Linked DNA regions of Homo sapiens: region 1 is linked to region 2. Evidence: chromatin contacts called from ENCODE Hi-C or POLR2A ChIA-PET data. All regions are on one chromosome and are shown on one strand. Each heading gives the region's core, a stretch centred on a gene start or an enhancer-like site at or near the end of the contact. The rest is flanking DNA. Distances are from core to core; before and after follow the strand shown.

Region 1 (2,700 bases), core at 170-2,669, 1.2 Mb before region 2:
AAAGCTGGTAGGATCACGAAATTAAACCTCGGGCTGCGGATCCGGTCCTGGATCACTTCCAGGGGATGGCAGCAGCACCCGGCTCACCCAGGAGGCGCTACCCCCGAAGGTATCCAGTCCTCCTGACCCCAGGCAGCTTGGGTTTTGCCATCTGCTCGTTTACCCTTCAGCTGCCGACGCTCCCTGCTCAATCTCCATCCTGCCCCAGCCAAACGCCAGGCCTCACGCGCCTCCCTCTTCGCGGCGACCAGTCCCAAACCCACACCGGTGCGCATCGGCCCATGCAGGGGCAGCCCGTCCTGCCCTAACCCCGGCCCGCTACTCACGGTTCCAGTACACCGGGTAGCACTCTCCTTGGGTCACATCCACCTCGTAGAGGCCGCCCCGCACGCACACAGGCTCGATGTTCACAAGCTCCACCATCTCCGGCTCGTGCCCCGTCGTACTCTGGCAGAAGCCGCAGGCGCGGTCCTCATCGTCATCTTCTCCGGAACTGGAGGCTGGGCCCGTGGGGGAGCACACATGGTCGCCGTCCCGGTCCCCGCCCTGGGGCCGGGCACCCGTGGTCTGCAGCAGGGTCCGGAAGGCGAGCTCGATGCGGAGCGAGTCGTAGCCGATGAAGGGCTTCCAGGTCTTCTTGTCCTCCTTGTAGAACCAGCGTACCTCCTCCGGGCCCAGCTCCGTCACTACCTCATAGCGGTGCCGGGCCGCCGGGCCGCCAAGCCGGGTACGTTTCCTTTCCCCGGGGGACCCTCCTGTCGCGCCGCCGCCCCCCGAGTTCGTCGGGACCAGCGGAGGCTGCTGCGGCGGGTGCAGCGACAAGGAGCTGCCGCCGCCGCCGCTCTCACCCTCGCTGTAGTAGCGCAGCGAGGAGCCCGACTCGGCGGAGCTGAAGTCATAGTTCTCGTCACTGAGGCAGGGGTCCAGCGCGAGGTGGTGGTTGTGGTCGTCGGTGCCCGGCGCCAAATGCAGCCCGGGTTCCCCGCGCAGCAGGGCCAGGGGCACGTCGCCGTCGTCCGGGTCCCCGCCGGGCAGGTGCTCGAAGCAGCAGACGCCGCCGCCGAACGCTGGCCTCGCGTCTGAGCCCAGCTCCCAGGCGCCGCCGCCGCCGCCTCGGCCGTTATGCTCGGGGCTCCGTGGGGACCCGCGGCCCGGGTAATTCATGCTGTGGAGACGCCGCCGGCTGTCCGGCGGCGCGCGGAGCCGTGACCCCCAGCGCTTCCGCCACACATTCAACGCCGCCGCCCTCTCCACCCGAAGTTTCTAATCTTTCAAATCCCGACCCGAGCTGCGGCGGCAGCGGCGACCGCTCCGCCCCCACGAGACCCGCAGCCGCCGCAGCTGCGTTCTGCCGCCGGCCCCATTGTCACGCAGCCCGACGTAGGCGGTGCTTCGGCCCCCGCCCCGCCCCCCGGCCGCGTGCGCCGCCCCGGAAGCCCGGGCTGCACCGGCGCCGCGCGCGGGGTTCCCCCCTGCCCCTCTGGCTGGGAGGGCAGGGTGGTGTCAGGTCGCCCGCCGCTCTTGGGCCTCCTCGGCTCCCTTCCTCCTTCCTTGCGGTCTTCATGCACAGCTGCCTCGGTCCCCCGCTTCTGGAATTCACAGCCCAGATGTGGATAGGCTTTACCCCACTCATCCTTACAATGTGGGTCATGAGCCCAGAGCCTTAAGCTACGTGTTAGGAGGGCCCCAGGATGTAGGATTCAGCATTGCTCTTTTTGACCTTAGGCCCTACTGCGGCCTCGCCTGGACGTTTTGTCACCTGGCCCTGGTGCCTCCAGACAGAACCAGGACGCATAGGTGGGTGGATACGAGGGCACTCCACCCCACACCCATCACTCACCTTGGTGTCACCACTCCCACTGGGAAACTGGAATCTAAACCTTGCTTCATATGCCATCTCATATTATTACTTATCTTTTGATGCTTGGATTTCCTGTTTTCTCAACCTCATTGCTAGGCCCTTGATGGAAACCAAGTCCATGTCAGCCTCTCCCACACAGTGGGTGCGCAATCAGTCTTAGTTGATTATAATGATGTCAAGTCCAACCAGCTGTGGTAAAGAGTGTTCGATTGAGAGGTAGAAAACAACCAGGTTCTAGATTTAGCTTTGCTAACCATCCACAGGCAAATCACATAATCTTCCTGATCTTTTTGGTTTCCTCATCTGTAAAATTAAGATTCTTGGACCAGATGATATCTAAAGTTCCTTCTAGCAATGGAATTCTATGAACTTTAAGGTTTCTTCCAGATTTTTATGCATCTCTGATTCTGTAACTCATATTCTGGGATCAAGTTGAATACAGAGGCTCCCTTATGTGGGTCTTTTTTATTTAAAAAAAATTATTTTGTAAGCACATCACCCTATGTTGAGAATCCAGAGAAAAACCATCTCCAACCTCAGTGTTTTCATTTTAAGAATAGACAGTCTTCACTATTTCTTTTACTCTCTGGTGGAATCAGATTGGTAGGGCAATTTTTCTTGCTCCTGAGATGTAACCTGTCAGACATTATTACTCTGTCATTATTTAAATCAAGACTATCTGAAGTTTGTACAGGGCCTTTGTAGGAATTTGAAAAAAGGCATTGCTTCCTGTGGGCAGATACAGAGCGGTGTTGGAGTTGATGGCTTGTCAAGTAGAATACAGGCTGGATTTTCTGCCCCAATTAGTGCCCTTAGCTGGTTAACCTTGTGCAGTGAAC
Region 2 (2,700 bases), core at 43-2,542:
ATATCCATATATACACATCCTATTCATTCTTTATCTCTGGGCAACCATGACTAGCTAATACAGTCTCTAAATCAAACTGTGGTACCTTCTTTACTAAGGAATTCCTTCTAATAGCTCTATACCCATTGGCTTTCACAACATGAATCAGGGGTTGAAATTTCTGCATATTTTTCTCAGATCTGCTCCAGGCGACTTCCTTTCCCATGGCTAGTTAAATGGGGACTGGAGAAGGCGGAGAAATACTCACATTTTTAAAAGATTACAGCTAATTATGTAGACACACTGGCCCTTAGACCTATCTTACCTGGCATTTTATAATTTCCCTTTCACACAATATAATTTAATTCATATTTGGGGGACAGGAATATTGATCTACACTGTAACTTGTCTAGTTTCTGGAACGATAAACTAAAACTTCAAGCATATAAAATATGTTTATACTCTAAATTTTTAGTTTTTTCCCTAGTATTTGTATGTCTAGATATAATTACAAAGTCTATGTGATGTTTTTCATGTGACGATCCAATACAGTGCTTCCCTGAGCCCTTAAAAAATAAAAAATAAAAATACAACTTAAAGAAACAAAAACTCCCTACCGTAGCCGCTACAAGGGAGGCTAAGGCGGGAGGATTGCTTGAGGACAGGAGTTCGAGGCCAGCCTGGGCAACATAGTAAGACTTCCGTCACAAACACAAAAACTCCCAACCCGGGTTCGAGACCAGCCTGACCAACATGGAGAAACCCCGTCTCTACAAAAAATACAAAAATTAGTCAGGCTTGGTGGCACATCCTTGTAATCCCAGCTACTCGGGAGGGTGAGGCGGAGACTCGCTTGAATCCGGGAGGCGGAGGTGGCGGTGAGCCGAGATCGCGCCATTGCACTCCAGCCTGGGCAACAAGAGCGAACTCCGTCTCAAGAAAAAAAAAAAAATCACCTCCCAACCGTATGGACCACGCTGACATCCTGCCATCAAGAAGCAAAGCTTTCCAGCGTCCCCCAAGCGCTAGGGCCGCCTTCTGACTCTTCCGCCCCGCCTCCGCCCCCTGCACTCTCCCAACTGGCGGGAGGAGGGCGCCCTCCCAGCCAATCAACGTCCCACAGGGCCCGCCTCCCGCGCGTCTTTCAAAGGTCTTCTAGGAACCAGTCAGCGATTAGAGGCCGAGTCTTCGGCCACCCAAAGGCGGAGTAAGAAACCAGAAGCGGATCTGATTGGTTGCTGGAAGACGCCGCGCCCACCTCACAGAAGGACGAACCAGTGAGCTAAGCTGCGGGGCGCGGGCTCGGCCGGGGCACCGGTGAGTCGCCGGCGCTGCAGAGGGAGGCGGCACTGGTCTCGACGTGGGGCGGCCAGCGATGAAGCCGGTGAGTCGGACGTGCTGGGGTTTGGAGGAGCGAGGCGGCAGGGACGCAAGCGGTCCCGGGGACCCGATCCTGGGCCGGAGGGCAGCCCTAGCCTGGTAGCAGTGCGACTGGCGCCGTAACCGTTCTGCGGGTCGGGGAGGTGACTCGCACGGGCCCAGCACGGGCACGAGAGACGAAGGAGCAGGGTCGGTGGCCGACGAAGGAAAGACGGACATTCGCTGTGCACCTGCTGTGGGCTGTCACCTGTCCCCTGCGGGGTCTCATAAGCCTCCCAGCCGCCCAGCCAAAGAGGGCCGAGCCTCGTTGTACCGAGGAAACCGAGCCGAAGAGCTTGAGTGTCAGCGATGAGTGGGCGCGATACCCCAGCCCCGAAGGGTGGCCGGGCGCTACCTGCGCCCACAGGGCCTGGGGAAACCTTGAGTACGAATGCCACGCCGCGGCTTGTGGGCGACACCACCGCTGTCACCATGCCCCAGGGCCACCTGGCAATGCTGCTCTTTTCCCGTGACGTTCAGAATCACAGGGCCTGGGGAAGCAGAAACGTCCAGCTCTGTTAGGATTAATAAACCTGGTGAATGGGCCACACAAATTTGAAATATGAATCATCAAAGTTGCTTTAAAGAAAAAACAGATGCAGGCAAGGAGCTGAAGATCCCCCACCTAACCCATATTTCCTACTGCCCGGCTTGACAACCTACTGGAAGCCTTTCCTTTGGGTGCAGTTGATTATAATACTTCAGATAGAGCCAAAGCAACAGAAATCCATAGCCTAGGGCCGGGTGGTGTCTCGCGCCTGTAATCCCAACACTTTGGGAGGCCAAGGCGGGCGGATCACTTGAGGCCAGGAGTTGGAGACAAGCCTAGCCAACACGGTGAAACCCCGTCTCTACTAAAAATACAAACATTAGCTGAGCGTGGTAGTGCACGCCTGTAGTCCCAGCTACTCGGGAGGCTGAGCCACGCAAATAGCTTGAACCCAAGAGGCAGAGGTTGCAGTGAGCGGATATCACGCCACTGCCCTCCAGCCTGGGCGACAGAGCAAAACCCTATCTCAAGATAAAAGAAAGAAAGAAAAAAAAGTCCGTAGCCTAAATTAGCCGTCCTGTGATCTTCTAGTACCAAGACCGTTGTAGAATATAGCTTCAGAGCTAGAAAGAGCATTAGGTGCTTACAATTGCTAATCCCTATGTTGCCATGTGGAGGGACATCAGCTGTCCTTCACTCCTGGCCTCTTTCTCCACCTGTCCCCATTGAGTTATCTGATCCCCGAGTTTGGAAGGAACTGAACACCAGTATCTCAACTTTTTCTTTCCTTCTTTCTTGGGATCTACCTGCCT

Evidence for each region. A loop is a pair of places that touch in the nucleus more often than their neighbours do. ChIA-PET counts read pairs that join two places held with the same protein, here RNA polymerase II (POLR2A). Pooled maps may share reads with other maps.
Region 1: a loop to region 2 is called in a map of OCI-LY7, with 5 times the contacts of the local background. The contact joins the promoter of DDHD1-DT here to the promoter of CDKN3 in region 2. A Hi-C loop is called at or near these places in 3 of 168 maps with a recorded cell type or tissue (OCI-LY7 and naive thymus-derived CD4-positive, alpha-beta T cell), 5 of 37 single-sample maps with no recorded cell type and 14 of 50 pooled maps. POLR2A ChIA-PET finds 5 or more read pairs at or near these places in 1 of 52 experiments (activated naive CD4-positive, alpha-beta T cell).

Annotation. Positions count from the first base shown.
Region 1 is chr14:53,151,935-53,154,634 of GRCh38, forward strand. DDHD1-DT (DDHD1 divergent transcript) reads left to right here and starts at 1,420. Exons shown (of 3, transcript NR_110062.1): 1 at 1,420-1,797. DDHD1 (DDHD domain containing 1) reads right to left here and starts at 1,389. Exons shown (of 13, transcript NM_001160148.2): 1 at 327-1,389. The coding sequence starts at 1,164. RefSeq lists enhancers at 145-194, 215-414 and a silencer at 1,235-1,564.
Region 2 is chr14:54,395,715-54,398,414 of GRCh38, forward strand. CDKN3 (cyclin dependent kinase inhibitor 3) reads left to right here and starts at 1,293. Exons shown (of 8, transcript NM_005192.4): 1 at 1,293-1,363. The coding sequence starts at 1,355.